Linked DNA regions of Mus musculus: region 1 is linked to region 2. A link is a loop called in an ENCODE intact Hi-C map of the cell type or tissue named here. Cell type or tissue: left cerebral cortex. All regions are shown on one strand. Links, peaks and the distances in the headings refer to the core of each region. The heading gives the core; the rest is flanking DNA. Region 1 holds the start of Gm13561 (a long non-coding RNA gene). Region 2 overlaps Slc4a10 (solute carrier family 4, sodium bicarbonate cotransporter-like, member 10).

Region 1 (11,382 bases), core at 2,781-7,780, 150 kb after region 2:
ATCTTCTTCCTCATCCATCCATTCATGGACATCTAGGTTGATCTCTGATGTGACTTTTGTGTTTGGTTCCGTTTCCATGGCTCTAATATCTCCAGCAACCATGATTTGTCTTTCTTTTTTCTCCTCGAAACATTGTTTGCCTTAGTCCATTCTCCACTCTCCTGTAGCCAAAAGATGATTTTTAGGAAAGGAGTAAAAGACAAAGCAGAAAAGGAACAACAGAGACAGAGGAGGAATAGGCCACTTTCCTGCACTTTGTATTCTTTCCAAGGAAAAAAACTTCGCAGCTCACAAGTAGGGGCACTTCTTTGTCCCTGGCTTTTCCCCCTCCCTTTCTTTCCTTTGTAACCAAAGTAAAAAAAAGGCACCATGTATGGACTCAGGAGAACCAGAGAAAGGATAGTCACCTTCCTGAACGATATAGAAGGGGAATTGGAACTTTTGCAGAGGTACAGCAGTTCCTGAGTCAGAAGCTGTGGGGACCTTCAGGCATCATTGTTTTGGTACTTCAGAATCAAGGGTTCCCCGGCTCTGACAAGACAGCCAGTGACCAATGTGCAAGGCCAGATTGGGACAAAGACACAGCAAGTCTTATCTGCTATTTTTTTCTTTCAGATTCCTTCCTACAGGACCCCCAGTGTTCACATAGCTGTGCAGTGTTCTGTGTGCATAACCATCTAGTGCAGTGGTCAATGCTGTGACCCTTTAACACAGTCCCTCATGTTTTGGTGACCCCTTCAGCCATAAAATTATTGCCATTTTATAACTGTAATTTTGCTAATGTTATGAAATATTATCCAGAATATCTGATTTGCCACCCCTAGAGGTGGCAACCTACAGGTTGAGAGCCATGGGTTTAGAGTAGGTATACTCTATACTATTTGATATCAGAATCCCTTTAGATTAGAGCAGGCACAAGACTGACCCTGTCATGTTAAAGAGGGCACTCTTCAATCCTGAACAAATAAGATCTTTAGAAGAATGGCAAGCATAAATATGCTGGGGACTCCTACAATGCATTCTCATGACCCTTCTATTGAGGACAATTTGAATAGACAGTACAAGCATCAGTTGGACACTTCTATAGAAAAAGACATGAAACACACTGAATACGGTGGCTCTATGTAGGTTGCTGCCAAATATCTAATCCACAAAGGATGGCAGTCTTCTCAAGGTAGCTATCAGGCCTGGTTGCTTGCTGTGCACCATGGGAGATTCCTGGACAGCCTCCTTCTTGCATTATTTATTTATTTTTTTAACTAACGTAGTTCTAATTTTTGATTCTAGCTTTCACCATTTTTCTGCTCAGATTATCCACTTTAAACAGGCATCCCACTGGTATCCCTTTGTTCTCCCAGAGACTGTGGGTGCTGGGAGACTTTCCACAGCGCGTGCTATTTGGCTCACCTTGGTGCAGAGTTGATTTTGTCTTGTACAACTTGAAAGGCCCTTTATGTGGGTGTTGGTTTCTTAAGTGTGGAGTGGCCCATCTTATTATCACTTCTGGATTGTTTTGAAATGGAATGTTTTGCTAATACACCCACTAGGTCCATTTAAAGAATGTCTTTTTCTTCCCCTAAAACAATTAAGGAAAGCCGCCTAGGTATCCATCCAGCAGAGGGAAGGGGAGGGTAAGGGGGAGGAGAAAGGGAAGGGGAGGGGAGGAAGAGGAGGAAACAGAGGGGGAGGGGAAGTAGGAGGGGGGAGGTTCATGCTGTGATTTGGTATCTGATAGTTGTTATCTCTTTTAGTCTTGTCCTGAGCCTACAGGCACAATATTGACCTACCAGCCACCTTGGTAGTCTTGTGATAGCCTACTTCTGGAGTGTCAAACACAACAGATTCACTGGTGCAATAATAGTCTAATATAAAAAAATGATATTGACAGAAGTACTAGGTCAGACCTCAGAGCTATGGTTTATAGTCTGGGGTAGTCTGTCGTCCATATTGCTATTGCCACACATATTAACTCCTTGTGGGCATGGCTTGAGAAATGTTAGCTTGGGCAAAAAGGATTTCTGTAGTTTGATTAGCTGATTTTTAATTTAAAAATATTATGTATCAGCTGTACTAAGGATCTAGGGAGTCTCTCTCTCTCTCTCTCTCTCTCTCTCTCTCTCTCTCTCTCTCTCTCTCTGTGCCAGTGTGCTTCTATGATACATACCACTTATTGTGATTATACAGTGCTTGAATACCTGTCTTCTAGCCTGCTCATTGCTCACTTTAATGTACATTTACCACAAGCTTCCCTTTGATTAAGTCACAAATGGGCGGTTGTGGAATATCAGAAGAACCCTGGAACAGTGGTATAACGTCAGGACTTCTCCCGAGTAATGGCTATAGTGTTGCTCATCTTGCAAGTTGTTGAAAAGAAAAAAAAAAAGAGTTGATAAGTCATGCGTTTTATTTTGCAAACATAACTGGGCGATTACATGGAGCTGAAGATTGTCAAAATATTCCAAAAATATTTTAAAACTTTCTACTTATCTAGCTTTGGGAGGCCAATATCTTAGAATATTCACTAAGTAGGCAGATCATCTTCCTATAGTTTCTTAAACCCTGGTTTGGGGTTTTCTGGTCAGGAATTTATATTTCTGTGTAACTCATTTTTATTCCTACATTGTAACATCTTAGCAGTAAGAATGGTCCCTTAGGGAACCAGAAATGTATTTTAATATCCTTTCTTTATGACCATACTTGGTTTAGTTTAGACATGGTTCAGGAAAACAAAAGTGGTGGAAAAAAAACACTTGTGAACTAAAAAAAAAAAAAAAAAGAAAAAAGAAAAAAAAAAGGAAAAAAAAAAAGGAAAGCCTTATTTGACATGATTCCTTTGGGGAATACATAGAGGTTTTATTTCCATTTTTCATTTTCATTTTTATAATGGTTTATGTTTCTCATATAGTCACTAGGTGGCTTAATATAGAAAACAAGTTTATGAGAATTGAACGTTTATTTGACAGCTGGATAACAAAAAGAAATAAAGGGGACTATTTATGTTCTTAGATAGTATGCACAGTGTAAGCTAATGTTTGCATGACTCTGAGGTGGTTCCCATGTTAATATAGAACCGAAAGTGAATTCAGGGGGACGATGACTTCAGTTAGAACAGCTGAAGTAGAGGACTAACAAAAGCTGAGGAGATAATTCAACAAGTTCTGCAAGGAATAAATTCGCTATGGTAAGAAGACTGTTTAGTGTGAGAACATTCCTACATGTTCAAAATAACTCATCATATCATTTTGTATAACGGATGAGCTTCAGTGGTCATGGTTTCAAAATTTGTAAAGCCCAACAAAAAAAGCCTAACCTTCTAGTTAGAGTTTTTATTTTTATACTTCTTTTCTAGAATGCTGTGGCATATTAAATTACATTGGGTTGGACATTTTAAATTCCAAGAGATGCTGCTCCCAAAGACACTCGAATAAGCAGGCAGAAGGGACAGTCACGGGTTTGCAGCAGCTGTTAAGTCGGAGGGATTGTGTGTGATTACAGAACGGGCCATGACGCGCTGATAATGAAAATGTAGGGTTGCATCAGTTGGAGGTTTTGGTCTCAGGCTCCTGTTTCATAGAAACCCCAATATAAAAGACAACATAAGTTCTGCCTCTACTCTCCTGGGGACTTTAATAGATGTGATTCTTGGAAGAGTAACCCTGAATCTGAATTGGGGACCATTCTCATTGGTGAATGTGAAATAAGTAACAGCTCTTATTGCCCAGATCTTGAGGGCCAAAATGTATGGATGCTACTTGAGATTTGATGCTGGTACGTGCCTCATTGGATGGCCAGGAAGCAGTGGTACAGGAAGGCCATTGGACTCTCTTGCTAGTGGGTTGTGATGGTGGTAGTGTAGAGACATAGGCTTTTTTTGTCAACCCTGTGAAGGGTACAGGTGTTATTGCAAGAGATGTAGAAGATGTTCTCCCGTGTGTGTGTGTGTGTGTGTGTGTGTGTGTGCGTGAGAGAGAGAGAGAGAGAGAGAGAGAGAGAGAGAGAGAGAGAGAGAGAGAGAATGTGAATGACTGGGTTGTAATAGCTACAGTCATGTTATTTTAGTTTCTGTGGCTGGGTATCAACTCCAAAACATAGTGCCAGGAAGAAAAAACGAACACAAACAACAACAGCCAAACACCAAAAAAAGTTTGTTCATAGATTCTCTGGACAGGGCATAGTGAAGATGTGGGGGTGTTGTTTTTGTTGTTGTTTGTTTGTTTGGTGAAGTCTGGGTTTCATTTAGAAAGGTGGATGGTCAGAGTCTAGAATCATCTACATGCTTGCCCACTTACATGAATGGTAATTAAAGCTGGTGCTTAAGGGGTAATTCAAGGGGTGTTCTTTGGACTAAATGTTCATGTCCCCCAAGTCAAATCCAATCTCAAAATCAAGGCATGTGCAAATGGGGATATAGGGGAGAATTGGAAAATATGGGCAGAGTGAATGAAAAGATTAAATGCTCTTATAAAAAGCAGCCATGTACCCTTGCTTTCTACAACAAAACAGGGCAAGAAGATGGCTGTATGTAAAACAAAAATAGGGTGCTCAGTGGAACCTGACCCAAGGGGTACTCTGGTACAAGCCATTAGTGCCAGAACTGTAGAAATAAATGTATGCTGTTCAAGCTGCTCTAGTTTAGGAGGTTGTATCACAACAACCTTCACTGGCAGACAGTTAGCAACTGGAATCCCTAGCTCTGAGTTCCCAAGGTCAGAAGATAAAGAAGGAATGAGCTTTGTGACCTGTGACACAGGTACATAGGTTCCATGTGTGAGTGAGTGTGTGTGTGTTTGTGTGTGTGTGTGTGTGTGTGTGATGACTCTGAGCTGGTCTTTGGCTTAGAGATCTTAATTATGAATAAGCTTATTTTCAGATTGCACTGGGTCCCACAAATTATATAACAAGAAAGAGAGGGAGGAATGGGGAAGGGGAATGGAAGAAGAAAAGTACCCAGAAGCTATGTTGACTTTTTCTTCTTTTTAACCATATCTAGGAAGTCGGGCAACATCACTTATAGTACACTGAAATTTGTTAGAAGTGTGTGCTCGGGGTGTTCCATATTCAGAGGGAAGAGAATAGATTGCGCTGCTTGATGGAAGGATGTCAAGGCTCTGGGAGAATATGTGGGAACATAAATATTGCTATGGCCATTTTTGGAAAATACAATCTGCCACACATGCTCTGTATGTATTTCTGCAGGTGCCACCTACTGGGTTAGTTTTTATTTTGTTTCTTGTGTAATAGAGTTTTAAAATTAAAGCTAGAGACTGAGACACGAAGATAGAACCGATGCAGTATCGCATAGCTAGATCGCACCATACACAACTTTCTCTCTGCCACTTGAGTGGATACAACTATTTTCAAGATGGGAAATGATGATATGGAGACAGGCATCGAGAGGGCATTGTTAGGAAGAATGTTTCTCTCACTCTAGTTTACCCAAAGCTTAGCAACAAGACACCTCTGGGAACCCTCTTAGAGGGTCTTGAATCACAGTTCTCATAGGTGGGAGGCTCAGAAGATCAGGGCCTACATGTTTTAAAGAGGATGAAGACAGCAGACTGAAGAAATTCTGCAGAAGGGATGTGGCACAGGGGCAGAACCCTGGCCTTGAATGAAGCCTTAGGTTCAACCCTTAAAACTGTGAACTATAAAGTGGTATCTTTAATTTTTTAGGAAAAGATCTTATTTTACTAAAATATATCATTTATTACTTTATTTTGAATTCACTGTTTTATACTATTATGTTTGCAATCACTAGGGATATTAGTATCTTTATTTTTTTTTAAATAAATGTATCCACAAACCAAGCAAGGCAGGGAACTCAGTGGGGAAGGGGAATGGCCCACCAAATCCATTTGGCAGACTTTAACATGACAGTTAGTGATAGTTTTCTCCAAGACCAAACTGGACACCCCTGAAGTCTCTCAGAGGGAGGGGCCCCTTCTAACAGGCTAGGGCAACCTCAGAGGAATGGTTCAATCTTAAGAGTCCAAGGCAATCTACCAGGAGAGAAGAAAGGAGGGGGCAAAGGAGCTGTTTCCGCAACTCAGATGGGGATGAGCACATTACACATCAAATCCAGACAGGCTGGAGCACGTCTAGCTCCAGAATTCAAAGGGCAGAGAGAGAGAGATTTCCAACAATGGCCAGGGCCCTCGAGGGAGCATTTGGCTCATAGTATCCTAGAGAGAAGGAATCAGAATCCAGGAGCTAAAATTGATGCTGAATGATCGAGAGCTACAGAGAGAGTCACAGGTGACCCCTAAAAAGGGATGTCCAGCCTGTCTGCTCGGCCAGAACTGTGATACGCTCCAAGTGGAAGGAGGACCTGTAAGACATAATTAAATCATGAAGGTGAGGCCTTCAAAGGGTAAAGAAAACATTTTAGCAAATCATGAAGTCTAAAATGGGGATATGTCTACACAATCCACTGTGGTCAGCTTCCTGTCCTTAATCTTCCATAGTCAGGTCTATCTGGGACCACAGGTCCAGCAGAGACCCCACAGGATACTCATGGAAGCTCCCCGAAGGACAGACTCATATCTAAACACTTGCCAGGCCCAGAATACTAAAGGTAATCCTAGATACTCCTACATTTGGCTTTAACTCAGAAACTGACCAATAAGCTTCAAGGTAGCTTCTGGAAGTCAGGGCAGAGGAAGTCACAGGATAGAGAGAGTGAGTGACCACAGTGAGAGAATCGTCAAAGGGCAGGAGAAGTCTGGAGAAAGAGTTGTTCTGGTTTCTAACTGTGCAAGCATTTAAGTCTCCTTACCGAAGGGACTGGAGGATGCTATAGTCTCAGACACTCAAGTAAAGACCGGGGATGTGCTCAAATGCTTAGTCACCAACAACGAAGTGCCAACCCCACTGAGGGTATGCAGACAGGGAACAGTAGTGCATACACCTTTGTCCCTGGGCATACTTGTTCAACACCTGTCATTCCTGAACCTTAAAGCATTTGAGACCCAACAAGGAATCACAAACAGCAAGTGGGGACAAAACCCAAAATGTGGAGTCTTTTATTCGGCTTCTAAGGAATTCTGCACTTCCAGGAACTATTTTAAATCCTTCAGATGGAATCCCATCTCATCTCCCACTCATCCACCCATGCCCATCACGCTAAGTTCAGCATTTGCCTCTTTCCTACATGGGACGAGCAACTCTAGGAGGGAATGCCAAATCTCCCACAGAGACTGGAGCTTCAGTTAATCTGTGGGTTGATTGACAGAAACCCCAGCTTCTCTCGCCGCCACTGTACCTCAGTCAAGTAACTCCCACACAGATGGGGTTGACTGCCTTAACATCTAATCCAGGGAGTGTGGAGTACTTTTAGCTCCAGAAGTAAAAGGACAGAGAAGCATTTTCCATAATGTATGGTCTCCTTCCACGTGTGCTCAATTTACCTCGTTTGCTTCTTGAGTTTCGCCATACACGCACTGTGCCCCTTGAGCCTGACTTACCGGCCAGCCCTCTGCTTGCTTGTGTCTGAAACTCAGTCCCAAGCTCTAAGCTCTTGATTTTTTGAACCAAATCATGTGGTGCTTCTCATTCTGTTGCCATGGATTTCTGTTTGGAGACTTGTCTGCCGCTGTTATCCTTCATGGTTCTCTTGGGTCTGGGTTCTAGCCTCGACTCTGTTTAAAAAAAAAAAAAAGCTACATAGCCGTAAGCAACTGTGTTAACTTGGTGAATCTCAGTTTCTTCATTCACACGATTGGGATAAAAACCAGGATACTGTAAACAAATAAGTGAATAAATGTGACAGCACCTAATTAAAAATTATAACACATACAATAGATATATGTGTGGTGTTAGTATAATAATAATCTTACTTGTGCCTTTATTCTTAATTATTGTCTCTGCCTTCCTTAACCCTTGCCTATGTCTCTGATCTTCAGAGCCAGAGAGAGTAAAAGCCATCTTCTCCCTGGATTATTTTCTAGGGACAGTGTCTTCCTATTAGGTCACACAAAGGCCAGCTATTTCCTTTCAAGCACAGGTCTTCTCTGTGGAGCGTTTTTCTCTCTGGCCTAACTTCCTAGTGACTACGGAAACCTGTAAAATCCCAGTTCAGCCAACGCCTCTCTCTCTTCTCTTGGAGCTGTCACAGAGGATAATCGGGACAGCAAAGTGTTCTGTTCTGGCAGCCAAGCGAAGTCTGGTTTTTTAAGGATAGAGAGAACAACTCTGGAAAATGCTGCCAACATCTCAAGGAAGGTAAGCCCTAAGTATTGATCGTTGGATTTGGCAATCTGGAAGTTGCTGACGAAACGGGGACAGACGTGTTGATTAGCTCGGGTTCAAACTAGAGCCAGCCGCAAAAGCTTACTTAAAGTCAAACAGGTAAAGACAGCTCATTTGCTAAATCAGAGAAATAAAGCCAAGTGATTGTGGCTGAAAGAGTAGAGGTAAGGAAGCAACATGTCTGCAGTTATGGCTTAAGTAGGTCAGAACACATAGGCTGGGACTCACCATGGAGGCTGGTCTCGGGGAACATAGACCGCTCAACAACAGTACTCACGGGAAGTGAAACACTTGCACACACAAGTAAGTGGGTGGGTAATTACTTCAGTTAATTACCCAGAGGAGGCAGAACTATCCATTATGAATGAGGTATTGGAATTTAAAAAAAAAGAAGGCAAGAAATAGTCACATATGACAGTGGAATAGTTAACAACTAGGGACATCTGATGCAATTGCTAGGCAGTGTTGGTCCCCCTTTTCATATTCACAGCCTTGCATCTGAGTCGATATCATCAGTGATTTCCTCTAGATATGTTCATCTCTATCAGCGCAGGTGCAGAGTAAGCGGAATGCTGTGTTCAAACCAATCAGGTGTACAGTTCAAAGAAAGCAAGGATGCTGAATATAAAAGCTGGATAGAAGGAGGGGTGAGGCTGCAGGGGAAACTAATGAGAAACCTAGAGGTTCCATTAATCGATGATGACTGATGGACAGAGAGATTGTGAGTGTAGATATGTAGGGATTGAGCTAAAGAAATAATATTCATATGTCGTCAGAAAAGTAAACAACACAGAGATCACGGAGCATCGCAGTTAGGGTCAGAATCAAAGAATGTATTCATGGAAATGAGTGGTCAAGGGTGTGTGTGTGTGTGTGTGTGTGTGTGTGTGTGTGTGTTGTATCCTCAATCTATAAATCTATAGTTGCCTCTTTCAAGATTTGGAACGGAAAGCATTGCAAGGCATCAGCTGCAGGGACACAGGCTCATCAAGAAGCTAGGGAACAGGAGGATGAGAAAGCATGAAGCATAATCATCTTTAACGGTAACAGGGAGAAACCAAGTAGACCGTGGCAGCGACAGGATGGAGGCGTGGATGAGGTCAACAATCTCAGTCCCCTCTAACATGTCCAGCTAACATGTCCCCGAGATTGATGGCAGAGAATGGGATGTGAAGAGTCACTCTGTACTCCCCAAATTATGTTTCAGTTTTAGCAAAATATATTAGAAAAGAAGCAGAGGAAGGAAGGCTTTGTACTGATTATAATTCAGTGACCACAATCCAGTTTCATAAACTAATCTCAAAAGAAAACCTGGGAACGCAGCTCTGGGTTTCCCGAAATGCTTTTCTTTCTGATGATCAGTATTTTCATCGTCGTCGTCGTCATCATTATCATCATCATCATCAATCATCATCAAAGACGTCGTTTGCTGCTATTTACTCTTTCTTATCCTGTGGTGTCATAGAGATGTCCAGAAGCTGCGTAGAATGAGCACAGGGATTGGGTGCAGAAGCAAAAGCAGAAATCCATCTTCTTCCCAGGCAAGAAGAAATCAGAGACACCAGGTGCTATACACAGGCCATTGTCTTTCTGTACTTTATCTGTTTTATAAAAGGTATTCTTCACGTAAAATTATACAGTGGGAGAATTCTAACTTAAAGTAAACAAGCAGTTATCAATTTGTTTTCATTTAGAATATGCTAAGCATAAACATATATTGCCCATACAAATATGGTGCCAGTATTTAAGAGAGCACAGGTTCCCTGACCTCAAAAACTTTAAGAACCTCTGACTTGCCACTTGCTGGAAGATGAAGGCTCTCCCAGGGAGAGGCTGAAGGGTAAGACACAGAGTCCTTCAGAGACTCCTGACACTGTGACCTGCAAGCAGGTTCTCTTCCCAGGGCAGTGGCTGGAACATGTGTAGGAAAGGCCTCAAAAAGTTCCGCTTGCTCTCGGCAGCTTTCCTAGTCTGGAGCATCACGAAGAACATTCATTTAGTAAGCAATTATTCTGACAATCTGAGCAATAAATGAGTCTCTTTTAGAAAGTAGCATTTTTTGCAATCTCCATGAAGTCTTGAGTATGAACACAATATATCACTATAGAAAATGTAGAGAATTCTGAAAAGTCTTAAAAACATGAATTTTATTTCCCCGAGAAGATAATTAGCATATACATTTCCTTTCTGTTTTAAACAAAGTTATCATGATTAATATTTAAGTTGTTACTTTATGCCTAGTGTAGTTTTTAACCCCTTTTAATAACTGTTTTCTGTTTTGCTAATCAATTGGCATTATTATATATATGGAGTAAAATATTCTCTTTGAGTTACACAAATAAATGTATACTTCTGCAATTGTACATGATCAGTCATTCCACATTATTAGCTTTTATAATAATGAATACAACCTTACTAAAATATTAATTTAGTTTACACACATTCACTCCTGCAAAAATGTATATCACAGATGCAAAAGTGTTTATTTTACTACTGACAAAAATATAATAAAGATGTAACTTCCTCCCAGATTGCATGCTCCTTTATTATTTTTGCTATTGTTATAACTTATTGAGAACTTAAACAAAATTCGTGTTTTCCTTCCTTTGTAACATAATTAAATGCAGTTGGATTTTGTTTTGGAAAATTGTAAATAAGGAAGATTATGGAAATAACGATATCATTGAAGGGAAATAATGATTGCAACAATATCAAAATGTACTGTAAAACAAGAAAAAATAAAACAGTATGGTTTGATAATAAAGACTGAGAAATGAAAATACCTCCTGGGAAATAGCCGAGCAAGCCTGAAATTGGTGTTTAAGTATAGACAGTCTCACCAATATGCCGCAACACTAATAAACGTTCAAAAAGCGTTGCAAAAACTACCATGGCTTTTTTCTTTTTCTTTTCTTTCTTTCTTTTTTTTTTTTTAATCTTCTTTTCTTCCTTTTTTTTTTTTTTTTTTTTTTTTTTCCTCCCGAAAGAACACAAATTCCTTTTCTAAAACAGCTAGTTTAGGGAGATAAAATTGGAAGAAAAGATGTATGGTGCCATCTAGTGGTCTTTCATATAACTGCACAATACTGTTCTATGTCGTTTCCATTCGCAAAAATTAAAATTCTTCGAAGAATC
Region 2 (5,000 bases), core at 1-5,000:
TTGGCATATTGTTTCTGCTGATTTCCTTTAGGATGCTGTTACAGTTTGACCAGAGAGCAGTCCCTCAAAGTCATGTCCCACCAAATTAATGACGAGAGACTTTATGAACCAAGAGGGTTTATTGTATTTCTATAGCTGAAATACATGAAAACTTGAGAGAGGAAAGATTTATTTTGACTCATGGTTTCAGATTTCAGGCCATCACAGCAGGGAAACTCTGGTAGAGTAGCTCTGTCCCACCAGTTGGAATATGTGGTAATGGTTGATCACAAGGCAGCGAATCAGAAATCAGAGAGCGTGGTGCTTAACTATTGGCTGAATATAACTTTTAAAGGCCCGGCGGCCCCCAGAATCCTTTTGATATGCCCCAAAACTTACTAACGGTTTCATAACTTCCCAAAGCAGTACCACCACTGGAGATCTGAACATGAGCCTACTAGGAACGCATTTAAGAATCAAATCGTATCTGACAGGACACAGACATAGGTGACAGGGGCCTGTTAGCATGGAGGTAGAGATTAGATTTTTCACTGCCACAGTGTAAGAATATAGGAAGCTGTCAAGAGCTGGAAGAAATAAAAAAAGAAAAAATGTTCTCTCCTTGACCAGAGGGATGATAGTCCTGCCAAAATCTTGATTTTGGACATCTGGCCTCTGCAACTGGACAATACATTTTTTATTGCATTAAACCAACATGCTGTGGTAATTTGTTCTACAACCTTCAGAAATGAATACAGATTTCTACGTAAATGTACCTTTGAATTAGCTTGGTTTATAACAATAACCTTCAGCCAAAACACTTCATTCTCATCCGAACAGGCTATGTTGAGGCTTAATTATTGTACAGATCTTTTTAAACTAAAAATAATAGGAAGTATAGCATTTACTATGGCATGGCTACTCTAAATGCTGATCAGAACAGAGAGGAGTTCGATCCTGGCAGAGAAATAAGAAACACCATGTCTCTGTCAGAGGAAACTGACCACCTGCCTTTTGACTTGGAGAGGAGCAGCGTCCTGACCTAAGGATAGCGTTGGCTGTTAGACCTGAGGCAAAATGTCAACACGAGGCTGTTGGAGACACTGAAGTATACAAAGTGTAGGGACTCTATGCCTCTAAGAGGGGAGGGGAAAATAGACAACTGTTGTGTTTTGAAATTTTACTCAAATAGGATTTAATGTGCTCATAAAGTATCATGTATAAAATGTCTTCCAAGAGAATTAGTTTAGTAAAGGTTTTCATTTATTTGTTTTTCTGGGGATTTTTTTGTTTTGTTTTTTTGCCTTTGGCAAAAGTTTCAATGAGTAGTGATTTCATCTGTAAGTAGAAAGCATTTATTATTAGGCCTCAGGCTCACATAAATATAACAGCAGGAATTTTAAAAACAAAATGAAGTAATTGTGGGTAGAATCAGGCAGACTTTCTTCTAATTCTACTCAAATGATATTTTTACCCACATAGTTTGGAATTAAACAAAAATGTCAAGTTTTAGAATTATTTGGAATGTGATCCTTTCAAATGGACTTGTGAGAGCATCTAAGTCCTCCAGTCAAGTTTAATGAGTATTAAATCCCAATAACGAACTAGAAAGCCAAGGCACACTTTGACAAGTCTCACACTGGGAAACAGAACTGGTAAATTTAAGTGAACAGTTGAAATTCCTATTGGGAACTGAAGCTAACAGAATGGGAAGATATTGCATGCTGCTATTTGGACACGATGAAAGCCAAATACAAATCTTAGAATATATTTATCACAATTGTTATTCCTGTAGTAATGATAAACAAAGCAAGCACATTAGTCATCTATGATAGATATTTCAAGGAGCATGCTACTTTGTTATCAAGCAAATTGGAGGAATCTTCATGGCACCTGGCTTTTTGACACTATATAGAAACTTACTATGTAGGCTTCTCACTGTGAAATATGGCAGAAAAAACAGATCACAATGTTCTCATGAATGCTGTTTCTGTATTCAAATATATAACCACATCTATATTCATTCCAACATTTCAGGGATCCAAAGTGAAGCAAATGTGCCACTTAAACAATAACAATTGAAGCACCCACTCGCTGCAGCACACTTATGCAACACGCAACTCCCTACCCAGAAGGCTAGCTGGGGGATTCTATAGGAACATTCAGTTGTAAGCTAAAGGATTTTATTTCTTTCTATTCTTACTTCCCCTGTGCACAAGTTGTATCTATTTAATGGTTCCTAAAATTTAGAGATAGTTATAAAGTAGAAAAGGCCAGCACACACACCACACACACACACACACACACACACACACACGTAAGCTAAGAATGAGGATTGAAGTTAGTGCTGTCATGTGTTTCAGCAAATAACTTTGGGAAGTTATGAATGAATATTAATAGATGAAGTAATGCACATAGGATTATAATTTAGATAACTAAAGAGTGGTTTACCACACACAAGACAGAGCACAAGTGAGCAGATAGATTTGTGTTGTTTCATGTCCTATGATACTTATCCCATATAAAACTGGGTTTTTACAAATCAGGATGCTCTAACCCTGACATAGGACACTTGTTTATCTGCATAGTAAATTCTGAAATATTTGATGATAGTAACTGACATTTTTCTTATGGTGGCTAAGGAATATTTTATTTACCAACCTTCTTTTAAAGAGCATATATTATTTTATCATAAGGAACTTTAAGATACAGAATAGTGACTGACAGTGATCAAAACCATTGTTTTCTAAATAATCACTTCTTATTGAAAGTATTATAAACAACAAAATTTGCCTAAAGACTAAACAAGTGATTCACACAAAATAAAACTATTGCATAGTAAAATTAGTTATCCAATAAAATAAATTGGAGTAAAAATTTATGGAAATGCAGTTTATAAAATAAGTATAGTTATTTTATCTACCACTATGACAAAATTGAAATAGAGATAATACATTGTTCACATTGGATCCATCTATATATTAAATTGGTCCAAATAAGAAAGTTTGTGTTCATGTATGTAGCTGCATTGATATGTGTTATATGTATGCATTTGTGCAGGTATGGGTACAGGTGCATATGCCTATGTATGCACAGGTTCGCATGCATATGTGTGTGTGTGTGCATGAGGAGACCATACATCAGCATTTGGGCATCCTCCCCAGTCACTTGCTGACTTGTTTTCTGAGACAAGATCTCTTAGTGAACCCAGAGCTCACAGATTTGCCAGACAGACTGTGACCATCTTTTATATGGGTGCTGGAATTCTAAAATCAGACCCTCAGACTTGAACTAAGAACTTTGCTTAGTAAACTATCTCCCCAGCCCCCAAGTAAAATAACTTCAACAAAATATAATAAAGCACATTGGTAACAAAAATAAAGGTAGGCCAAATGTTTATGATAATGATATGTATGTTTCTAAAAACAGCGTCAAATCTTTTGTTGGGAATCAAAGTGGCAAAGTCAAAACAGCAGGACTCAGTGAGGAATTTCAGTCACAGTACCAGGCTGCAGGGTTTGTGTGGAGTTTGGAGGAGGTCAAGGCAGAGAGCAAGTCTGGGAGTATTTAGCACATGAAAGCTAAAGCCCTCTCTAGGACAGGAAGTACACCAAACATGGGAGGCCAGAAGGTTAATATTTGGGGAAAAAGAGAAAGATTATGATGGTATAAGCAGAAAGACAGTGATTTTGTTTTGCCTGTCAGGGTGTTGGTTCTCAAGGTAGCAAAATGTAGCATTGTCTTTCCCTTTCAAATGACACGCTGTTGTAATATTAAGGAAAGAATAACATAATATTCAATAAGTAGTAATTCAAACTATCTTGCAATTTCCACAACTATGTCATTTGAGCCTAATATTTTGGAAAATACTAAGTATCTAATTGGCCTACAGTTACTGTTGTCTTGTTCTCAGATGCAATCTACCGTCTGTTTAATCTTTTAGTTATTTGATAGAATAAAGCTCTTCTGGATGCCAGCCAAACATCAACCAGATTTCATCTATCTAAGGCACGTGCCCCTCCGGAAAGTCCATCTCTTCACAGTCATTCAGATGAGTTGTCTCGGCCTTCTGTGGATAATCAAAGTTTCGAGAGCTGCTATTGTCTTTCCTATGATGGTATGAAATATTCCTCAACTGTTTTTCTCTGTCGCTAATTTTGGGGACGCACATGAACTAAAACTGCAAAAGTAGAGAGGCCTAGATTCACTTTGACCAGTTACTAGAAAAGCTAGTATAAACTTGGGCACTAAAATAAGTATTTTCTTATCTCTGGTATCATCTAAGGTTGTTTGTTGCTGTTGTTGTTGTATTTTGGCCATCCATAATGCAGTAGCTAATTGAAAGTAGGATGGAAAGTGTAAATTTAAAAAATTAGCTTGATATATACTAAAACTCAGGGGAATTTTTAAAATGAAATTTAATTGAAAGTTTTAAACAAATTTCAAAAATATTAAAAAGTATAGTGATTTGAATGACTATACATAATTCAAAAACTATTAGCATAAGAATCTTCTAATATTCACTTATGGTTTATTATGTATTTAGGGACACATAATTAAATATATTTTATAGCTTAAAAAGTTTCTTTCAAATGTTTTCAACACTGAATAAAATATTACATTTCACTCTAGTGCTTTGAGAAGAAGGGAATGAAAGATCAGGCTGTGCTTTATACACACACATTTTCAATTCTTAGTTTTCTATCAGCTCTAATAAGACTCGTCTGTATCTATATCGTCTTTCTTTGTTTTTTGTTGTTTTGTGTTTAAACTGCTTGACTTTTTTCTTCAGGTGTTGGCACTAGTGTTTGTGAGAAAGTTGATGGACTTCTTGTTTACCAAACGGGAACTCAGCTGGCTTGATGATTTAATGCCTGAGAGTAAAAAGAAGAAACTTGAAGATGCTGAGAAAGAAGTAAGTCAGAAAAAAATCGGTACTCTATCCAAGAGAGAAGAACAATAGTAGCCCCTTGCAAAACTAAATTTTTGCATTTTTTTCATTAAATGGTGACTACCAAATA

Evidence for each region. A loop is a pair of places that touch in the nucleus more often than their neighbours do. Peaks named below come from ENCODE experiments on the same cell type or tissue, not always from the same donor. Only the 100,000 strongest peaks of a DNase experiment are listed, where the experiment ranks them.
Region 1: a loop joins it to region 2, with 4 times the contacts of the local background. A loop is called at or near these places in 2 of 42 quality-filtered maps.

What each region holds. Positions count from the first base shown.
Region 1 is chr2:62,447,033-62,458,414 of GRCm38, forward strand. It overlaps Gm13561 (a long non-coding RNA gene), which reads left to right and starts at 8,085. Exons shown (of 4, transcript XR_001783319.2): 1 at 8,085-8,220. In left cerebral cortex, for the core only: a CTCF peak has its summit at 5,216 (motif pointing left); DNase peaks (open chromatin) are centred at 3,276, 5,153 and 7,175; H3K27ac peaks cover 1,901 bases.
Region 2 is chr2:62,299,882-62,304,881 of GRCm38, forward strand. It overlaps Slc4a10 (solute carrier family 4, sodium bicarbonate cotransporter-like, member 10), which reads left to right. Exons shown (of 26, transcript NM_033552.3): 21 at 3,923-4,096; 22 at 4,772-4,894. Among named protein-coding and RNA genes, the nearest start is that of Dpp4, 110 kb to the right of the region's middle. In left cerebral cortex, for the core only: no CTCF peak of the experiment used is centred there; a DNase peak (open chromatin) is centred at 2,046; H3K27ac peaks cover 1,802 bases.